2 separate regions of the Mus musculus genome follow, and region 1 is linked to region 2. A link is a contact called in ENCODE Hi-C or POLR2A ChIA-PET data. All regions are on one chromosome and are shown on one strand. Each heading gives the region's core, a stretch centred on a gene start or an enhancer-like site at or near the end of the contact. The rest is flanking DNA. Distances are from core to core; before and after follow the strand shown.

Region 1 (4,691 bases), core at 1,924-4,423, 39 kb before region 2:
ACATTGTTGCTGTTCAGCCTCCTCCGCTGTGGCTCTCTATGACACTTTCTCCTCTTTCAGTCACTTTTTATTCTTTTGTAAATTCGACTAAGATCTCCTGGCTGCATTTAGCTGTAATGGGTCAAAACAGAAGAGGTCCTGAGCATTCCCCTAATAGGCCCGGTGTCCTCTGTCTTTGCAGGTTCTTTAGCAAGCGCAGCTCCTATTCAAAGTAGGTCTGGAGAGTGAGCACACAAGTCATGACTGGCCACGAGCATCAGTCCTTCGTGAAACGGCTTCTGTCAGCACTGAGCTGCAGTCTATTCTCATGGGCAGGCAGTCTTCAGCCTGGTCAGTCAGTACCAGTCATGAAACACTGGAAGATCACCTCAGAGCTCACCCCACTCTGTGTGCCCACAGCAGGGATGCAGGATATTCTGGGAAATGTACCTGTAGGTTCAGGTCAAGTTCTTGGTGTGATCTTTTTGATGCTGTGAGACAAATATGAAGTATATGGTTGCTACTGAGGTAACAGCACACATTTAGAGTAAATTCTTGTTTTATAAGTACCAGAGCAGACTCTAAAATAGTGACAAATGAATAGTAAATAAATTACTGGTGGTGGTATGCAATCAAGAACTAGGTACTGTCCATAACCAAATGTACTACCTACTAGTGTTATGTCTGCAGCATCACAGACACACAGTAGGCGCACTTCATTTGAACCAACAAGGATTTTTTTCAAGTGCTCTATTACCCTTGTGGGATCACTGTTAAATAAGTGCTTCCTTGGATAACTGTGATGTCACCATGTGGCTCTAGACCATATCAATCATTACAATGTTGCCTTGGATTTCTGTTAGCTTTTCTCACTGGAATTGGTGCCTCTGGAAAGTGGGAAGGGGTTGATTATCTCATGGTACTGTAGCTAGCTAGCTCAGGAATGGAGGCTAGCAGGTATTAAAGACATGCCAGGAAAAGACCTGCTGTCTTTTCACCCTTTGAAGAAATGCTCATAGGTTGTCAAGCCATCTTTGTACATACCTTCCCCTACCATCTGCCTCTCAAAATCTGATACAAGTAATCTCAACCTTCTCTATGAAAATGCTAAAAGCATATGAGCATTGCATATAAGTGTTTTGTGTTTAGTTGGGTTTGGGTTCAGAAAAGGGGGTGGGGCAAAACTCTTGCTCTTTCCTATGTCCTTTTAATTATTGAGACTTTGCAGCTCTGGTCTGTGAGTCCACCAATGTGGGTGGCTGAGAAGGTAATGTGTGAAAAACATAAGGCCTTCCTTGGCCAGTTCTCTGATCCAGCTCCAGCCTCGTACAAACTGACTCCATACACTTCAAGGAAGTTCCCCTGTGCGTCTCCCTTGCTGTTGCCTCTTCAGGCAGGCCTCTTGGGATAGCCTCAGAATCAGTAGAGCTCCTTGACCCATAGGAGACCTAGAGATCCATGGCTGCTACACTTTGCATCTAGCTGAGGAAAGCTGAGCAAATGTAGAATTTTTAAAGTATAGTATAAAAGCCAGTGACAAACTTCTCAAAGCTTGAATTGGAGTGTTGGTGACTAGGGGTGGATATATGAAGACTTCTACTGAAGGAATATATTCTTTTGTTCAGCTTTGGTCCAGGGAGGGTCTGGGAGAGCTCTGTGGCTTGCAACTGAGGTATGAGATGGGGTTGAGTCTTGTCCCTGCTTATGGAAGATACAGTGGCTGGTGGCAGCATGGAAGAAGTAGGGGTGTGACCCATATTGTTGACAAGTAAAGGAGGGGAAGAAGGAACATCATATTTAGAGCAGCAATAGCAATGCCAGCCTAGGATCTAGGAGGAACTTACCTTGTCTAGGAGGAAATACCTGAATGGAGAGGCCATGTTGGGAAATGAGAAGGGCTAGCCAAATGAGAAACCTGCCCACATTAACAGAGCTAGTATCACAGGTGCCCAGGGAAGGCTGCCTCCAGAAACTGTACAGCTCATCTGGGAAGGAGAATGTTAATTGAAAGCACCTGCCAGCCTCTGAGAGGACAAAGCCAACCTTTGACAGTACCAACCAATTAAGAGTTTTTCCACCCCCTTTACTTCCTTCCTTACCCCCACATGATTCCTGGAGGGATGAGAAACTAAGTCCCCGAGCTAGTGGAAGAGCAGAAATGCCAGCTCCACAGGTTCTGGCTGGCAGCAGCCCAAGCGGGAAGAAGAAGAAGGAAGAATTACACAATGAACTAGGCAGTGTCTCTGACTTAGAGAGGCCACAGGCCTCTTATTATTGTCATTACTAGAGATCACAGAGTGCATGGATCTGTCTGTAAAACAATCATTCAGGAGCAAGAGACATGTGGTACACCGTGAGCACCTTCAAAGAAAGGTGGGAGAAAGGAGAAGCCCTGCTTGTTCGGTGTCTTCATACAGTATCCAGTACCAGCATGTCCACAGTGTTTTTCTTTTCCCAAGATCACTTGCAGAATGGGTGCAGCTTCAGCCTCCATTTGTTAGGAAGGATTTGAAACTCAACACAGTTGCATTAGCTGTCTCTAGCTGCAGGGTGTCTGAGATGAACCAAGATTGGAAGCAGGCTGTTAGACTCTGGAGCTGGCATCCTTGCTACCTTCCTGTGCCTGTCTTGTGAGGCAGGTCAGACAAGGTATCTGGGGAAAAACACTGAAGTTGTCCCTAGGGCCCCCAAGTGCACTCAGCTAAAAACACTTAGAGTTCACAGAATTCTCTTCAGTTCCTTTGAGAAAGGCATTTCAGTGGGGCATTGCTATGTGGTTTTAAATATCGAGACACCTGAACGCTAGCTTAAGGAGAAAAGAGTATTGAAAGGTGTTTTAGAAGCCTGTCGTGACCTCCATCCTTCTCCTTCTTCTCCTCCTTGTCCCTCAGACGGTTTCCATCTGTTTTACACAGCACGGGCACCCATGGACTCCTGGGTTAAAGGAACCTCAGCTCTCTCTTTAGAGAGCGCTTTGGCCTGAAACATGCAGAAAGAGCACCTGCGAGTGTTAAGCTTTACTTGGGGCACTTGGGCTATAGTAGTGTAGATTTTAAAGGGGAACAAAGAGGAAGAAGAGAAGTCCCAGTTCTGTTGGAGGTATCACTTCCAGTGAGATTATGAATGGTCAGCTGATCTCTATTGCTAATCCAATTGTCATTCCCAGGGGAAGAGTCATGTGGCCCTGGCTAAAAGCCAGTTCCGGGGGAGGAGCCAGATGAGGAATCCAGACTGCCCTGCCTGTCTTGGAAGTCCCTTGGACCAGAAGGCTTCAATACACAGTTGAGCTAGTTTTAACAAAAGTCCAGCCCCGCTATCATGGTACTGCTTTTTTCAAGGTCCCATCGGTGTTCTGTCCCGGGTGCCCTATATTTTTATCCTCATCTTGGTCTCTTTCATATTACGTTTGACCCACAGTTGCTCCATATTCGTGTTGTAACTGACTAAACCACATCTTTTCCAAATACTTTTCGCCTTCTCCACCGGAGTGTCCTGGTTAGCACTAAATGCCAACTTGACAGCCTAGAATCGCCTTAGAAAGGACTTTCAGACAAGCAGTTTTCTTGATCGTGTTGGTCTTTGGGTTTGTCTGTGAAAAATTGTCTTAATAGGTAATGGCTGTAGACTGACCCAGGTCACTGTGGAAGATGCCATTTCCTGGGCAAGTGATTCTGCGATGTCTTAGAAGTCTAGCTAAGCCTGAGCTGGTGAATGAGGCAGCAAGCAATATTCTTCTATCATTTTTGCCTCATGTCCCTGCCCTGTCTGCCTTCAGTGACAGACTGTGACCTAGATGTGGAAGCCACATAAATCCTTCCTCCTGCTGAGTTGCTCTGGCTTGTCACAGCAGCAGGAAGAAAGCTAGGATAGTGACTGAACCTTCTTAAAGGGGAAATGCGGACTCTCCCTGTTCTGCTTCATGCTACAAGCTCAGACAGAGCCAGGAGTAACAGAACACTGAAAGGGTGACTGTACTACAACTGCTGTTCTCTGGGTGGGCTCCTCTAAGGCAGGGATGCTGCTTGTACAGCTGGGTCTAGCCATGGGAGCCTGAATGGCCCTTGTCAGAGCACCCATCTTCCTTGCTCTGCAGGCTGGGGACACCATGGCCTGGATAGTTAGGGCTCTCTCATGTCTCCATTTGGTGGCTGTTGTGATCAGCTTTGCTGGTGTCAACTGTCACTTTTCAGCTGGTAAAGCTCTAGACATCCCTGTGCTCCTGCTATTTCTCCATCTTTCGTTTTAATGTGAGCCATTGCACATTCCATACTAGAGCAGATTACATCAGATGCTGCACTTGCCAGCCTCAGCACTAAGCTGTGCTTCTCACTGTCACAGCAGAAAGCCAACCTGGTTTATGGTAGTTTATACTACAGAGACAACTTCCGAGGATCCCTGAAGTGGAGGGGCCTGGTGGGTTCTGTCTTTTCCTGGTAGTTAAAAGCATGGTAGCCTGGGTCAAGAGACTAGGCTGCAGTTCCACTGGAGGCCCTTTCTCTGCATGGTCCTATGCACGAAACTTAACCCTTGGGTTCTCAGGTTCTCTGTGGAATCATTTTGACCTGAAATCAGGACACTGCATATGAAGTGCTTATCGTGGTTCCTGGTACATGGTAATGACCTAATACCCAGCAGCCATTGCTAATATATAGTTTACACTCTGATGCTTGAGTTTGGTCACATAACATCTCCTCAGTAACAGCCTGTAGGAA
Region 2 (4,171 bases), core at 218-2,717:
GACATCTTATTGATGACAGTACTCATTCCATGTTTTATTTTCTTGCTGTTGATAGACACTGGCTTACTTCTAGCTTTGAGCTCTTGTAAGCAGTGATACTGTGAACACCTGTGTGTATGTGTCTGTCTTGGTCAGGGTTTCTATTCCCGTACAAACATCATGACCAAGAAACAAGTTGGGGAGGAAAGGGTTTATTCGGCTTACACTTCCATACTGCTGTTCATCACCAAGGCAGTCAGGACTGGAACTCAAGCAGGTCAGGGGGCAGGAGCTAATGCAGAGTCCATGGAGGGATGTTCTTTACTGGCTTGCTTCCCCTGGCTTGCTCAGCCTGCTCTCTTATAGAACCCAAGACTACCAGCCCAGAGATGGTTCCACCCACAAGGGGCCTTTCCCCCTTGATCACTAATTGAGAAAATGCCTTACAGTTGGATCTCATGGAGGCATTTCCTCAACTGAAGCTCCTTTCTCTGTGATAACTCCATCTGTGTCAAGTTGACACAAAACTAGCCAGTACAGTGTCCATCAGGGATCCCTCTTTTAAAGCATTTTTTGTTAGACACCTTGTGTTTTGCCGCATTTATCACATGACCTTATTTTGCTTTTTATTGTTTTCAATTCACTTTCCACCTCTATCCTGTAATCTAAAATGTTTTTAAGTTTTATTTATTTATTTATTTATTTTCTTGCTATTTGTTTTTAGACAGGGTTTCTCTGTGTAGCTCCTACTGTCCTAGAACTCAATCTGTAAACCAGGCCAGCCTGGAACTCAGAGATCCACCTACCTCTGCCTCCCGAGTACTGGGATTAAAGTCACGGGCTACCACACCTGGGTAGATTTTTTTTCTTATTTATGCATATAAGTGTGAACCTGTGTGAATGTATGTGCATCACATGCATGTAGTACCCTCTGAGGCCAGACAGGGGCCTAGGATCTCCAGGAACTGGAGTTACAGGTAGTGCTGAGCCACCTTGTAGGTGCAGGAAATGGAACTCAGGTCCTCTGCAAGAGCAGCAAGGTTCTTACCCATTGAGCCACTGTCTCTCCAGTCCTGCTCTGTGGTCTGGTTGAGTACAGGAACCATGCCTATTTGGTACATAATCATTCTCACAACACTCCAACTGTACACAGTTCCTGTAGTTGCTCAGTAAATATTTTTCAAATGGATGAATGAATGCAGGCCTAGCTGTCACCACCTGTAAACCCAGGATATGTTTTAAACCCTAGAACAGTGATAGACATTATTTGCTGTCATCGCTTTAAATACTTTTTCTTACCAGATTTACTGCAACTCTTAGACTAACAGGTGCTCCATGGTCTGTGGGGATAAAAAGGTAACCATGCAGTCTCGAAGCAACAGGAACCAGAGACTGAGGTCAGAGGTGGGGAGGTCAGAAAAAGACTTCCCTAAAGCCTGTGTGCAGCTTGCCAGATCACGTGATGGTCTGAGTGCCTGAGATAAGGGACCCGGCTCAGCTCCGGAGAAAACAAACCTGCGTTCTTTGCAGGGCCTGACCGCAGGGACTGCTGGGAAGAGAGGCTTCTTAAGGAGATGAGGCAGCTCCCAGACCTGATGAAATGCCTTCGTGCACCTAGGTCCGCACTGCTGATTAGTGCAGTAGGGCCAGCAGCAGAGTTCAGACACTGAGTTCCACTCTGTGCTGCTATCTGTGGTGGGGACAAGGAAGTGCTATTGACCCCTTTGCTGGCCGTTCCTCTTTGCCTCCTACCTTCCCAACTAGTTTCCTAGATATTCTGCTGTGCACGTGTGCCTGTGCATGTGTGCGCGCGTGCATCTGAGTCTGCGTGTGTACGTGTGTGCATGTGTGTGGCGTGTGTCTTCTAGTTTGTTTTTTCTTGTTGTAATTGACCTCTCTATTCAAAATCAGCGTGGGAGAAAGGGCTTACTTGCATTAAGTATCTAGGCCACAACACATCACAAACAAAGGCAAGGCGGGAATTTAAGGCAGGAACTTGAAGCAGAATGATTCTCACTGGCTGATTCCTCTGATTTACAGTCAGCTTTCTTGCACAGCCAAGACCCACCTGCCTTGATGGTACTGCCCATGGTGGGTGGGGTCTCCTATATCAATTAACAAGCAAGACAGTATCTCTCATATATGGTTTCAGGCAACACTTCAGTTGAATAAGTGGAAAGTGTCACACTCGATGGCAGAGGACACTACATTGTTGGTCAGCAGGAATCAGGACTGACTCTGAGTGGCAGCTGCCTGCTACCCCTCAACCCCAGAAAGAATCCTTGGGTTCATCACTAGCCTAGGATATAAGGAATATTCGAAGTCAAAGACAATTTTTATGGACTTTTCATGTTGGCTCCATTTTAACATTTAAAAAAAAAATCATAGGCTTTGATAAGTTGGTCTCGGCCAGGTAAATAAATTACAAACTTCCCATTAATGGATTGGGAGATGAAGCAGATTAATGCGTTTAAGCATCCCACATGGTGCCTGGAAGATAGTAAATGCCAGCAAATGTGGCCACCACTTGTATCCTCTATACGGTATCACACAAAGTCCTCATGGAGAGTCTGGCTGCAAATCTCCTCGCTGGCTAAATAATCTATGCTCTGCTTATTCAGCTAAGGGATGTTCAAGGAGGAGATGGTAGATGAAGGAATGGCAAAGGTTACTGCTCAGTGAGCCCTTGGGACATCATTTCTACTCTCAGTATTGTATGCCTGTCTTCTTGCTGGCTCTTCACTGTGGTCTTGTGATGCTGATTTTGTGATGCCCAGCTTAGAGGTGAGAAGCCCAAATCTCTGAGAACAGCAAGCCACACACCAGGCACAGAGCAGAACTCTTTTGACTTGGAGCCCAGGACATTCGACTCCACTCTAACACCATAGAAGGCCTGAGATAGCTGAGGAGGGAAGAAGCTGCACAGTCACAGGGGACCAAACACCCTGGAAAAGAAAGAGGAGGATGTGAGATTTGAAAGCACATACTCTCAGGGAAAAGGGGGAGGTTGAGGACCAAAGCTGAAAAGACAATCATGGAGCCATTCACACGGGGCCTGAGAAACTGAGTGGAGAAGCTTGGGTTTTAAATAGGAAAGCAAGGTGGTCAGATCTGAGCCCATGTGAGCCCTTTTTGTGCATCCAAGAAGCATAAGCCTAGAGTTACCAAGGAAAATTCCAGAAGGATTAGCTATGGCCTGGTCTGGGAAGCCTTCTGAGAGGACACCCAAAGAAGCTTTACTGGGAGTAGTCTGTCCCCTCACACTGTCCACAGCCTTATCTGGGGGGCATGTGACACACACACAGGGTTCCTGAGGGTGGAGCTTCAGGGTCTCCTTGGGAGAGAGGTGGGGGTAGTGTAATCACTAGGAGCACCCGTGGGCATCAGAAAGAGCTGCGTGGGCTTCCTCCATTCTGTGTGTATTCTAGCCTTCTAGAAGGTTCTCAGTACAGGCTGCTTCTCCTGGGTCCAGGAAAGAGAAAAAGCCATGTTTTTTTCATGCCATGCGACAGAGAGAGGTTTCCTAGGACTGCGAATGTGTTTAGCTCAGCCTAGCTGTGAAGGTGACTCTGACCAGCAGGGACCCCCAGGGACCTGGCGTTCAACAGTGCAGCTGAGGGAAGCAGTGGAGTGCAGATGCTTTCAGGGGTAGATGCCAGACAGCTTTATTGTCTTGAAGAAGGCCCTCCCCACCTCTCCCTCAGGGAGGGGCATGCCTGGGCCACATCAGCAGGAATGTCACTCAGGGTCACATTTCTTTTGATCTCCAGGAAATGAAGTAAACATAATGTGGCATCGCTGGGACACGATTGAGTGTCTACACACATTGAGTGTGTAGAGTGGATTTGTAACCAAGTGTTTCTTAGTTGGTCTTATATCTCAGGTCTCTATGTAATGTTTGCTACAATAGCTTAAAACTCAGAAAAGGTCACATGGCAAAACAGCAAAGTACCTCAGGTGGCAAGAAGGTGCCAGACTTCAGGGAAGACAAAGGCCACTCTTTTAATTCTTTGGGGCCCCAAACTGTTTTTTTCCAGTTCCCTCTGCAGACTATACCACATCATAGCCCCTCCCCTCCAGCAGGCAGGCAGCCTGGAGTCCAGTATTTCAGGACTCAGGCCCCTCCACCCTCCAGCACCACCTCCCCTGGAGGAAGCACAGCAAAGGACAAGGACCAGGCTCATCCCATCAC

Evidence for each region. A loop is a pair of places that touch in the nucleus more often than their neighbours do. ChIA-PET counts read pairs that join two places held with the same protein, here RNA polymerase II (POLR2A).
Region 1: a loop to region 2 is called in a map of T-helper 17 cell, with 1.8 times the contacts of the local background. The contact joins two enhancer-like sites. A Hi-C loop is called at or near these places in 3 of 37 maps with a recorded cell type or tissue (T-helper 17 cell, left cerebral cortex and v-Abl transformed pro-B cells). POLR2A ChIA-PET finds 5 or more read pairs at or near these places in 2 of 5 experiments (Patski and embryonic stem cell).

Annotation. Positions count from the first base shown.
Region 1 is chr11:31,849,689-31,854,379 of GRCm38, reverse strand. No RefSeq gene overlaps it. Among named protein-coding and RNA genes, the nearest start is that of Gm39675, 15 kb to the right of the region's middle. Within about 2 kb of position 3,173, at least 1 of the 3 ENCODE cell types and tissues checked has a DNase peak (open chromatin) inside an H3K27ac peak, as active enhancers do.
Region 2 is chr11:31,809,692-31,813,862 of GRCm38, reverse strand. The region is part of intron 1 of D630024D03Rik (RIKEN cDNA D630024D03 gene); the gene reads left to right. Among named protein-coding and RNA genes, the nearest start is that of D630024D03Rik, 13 kb to the left of the region's middle. Within about 2 kb of position 1,467, at least 1 of the 3 ENCODE cell types and tissues checked has a DNase peak (open chromatin) inside an H3K27ac peak, as active enhancers do.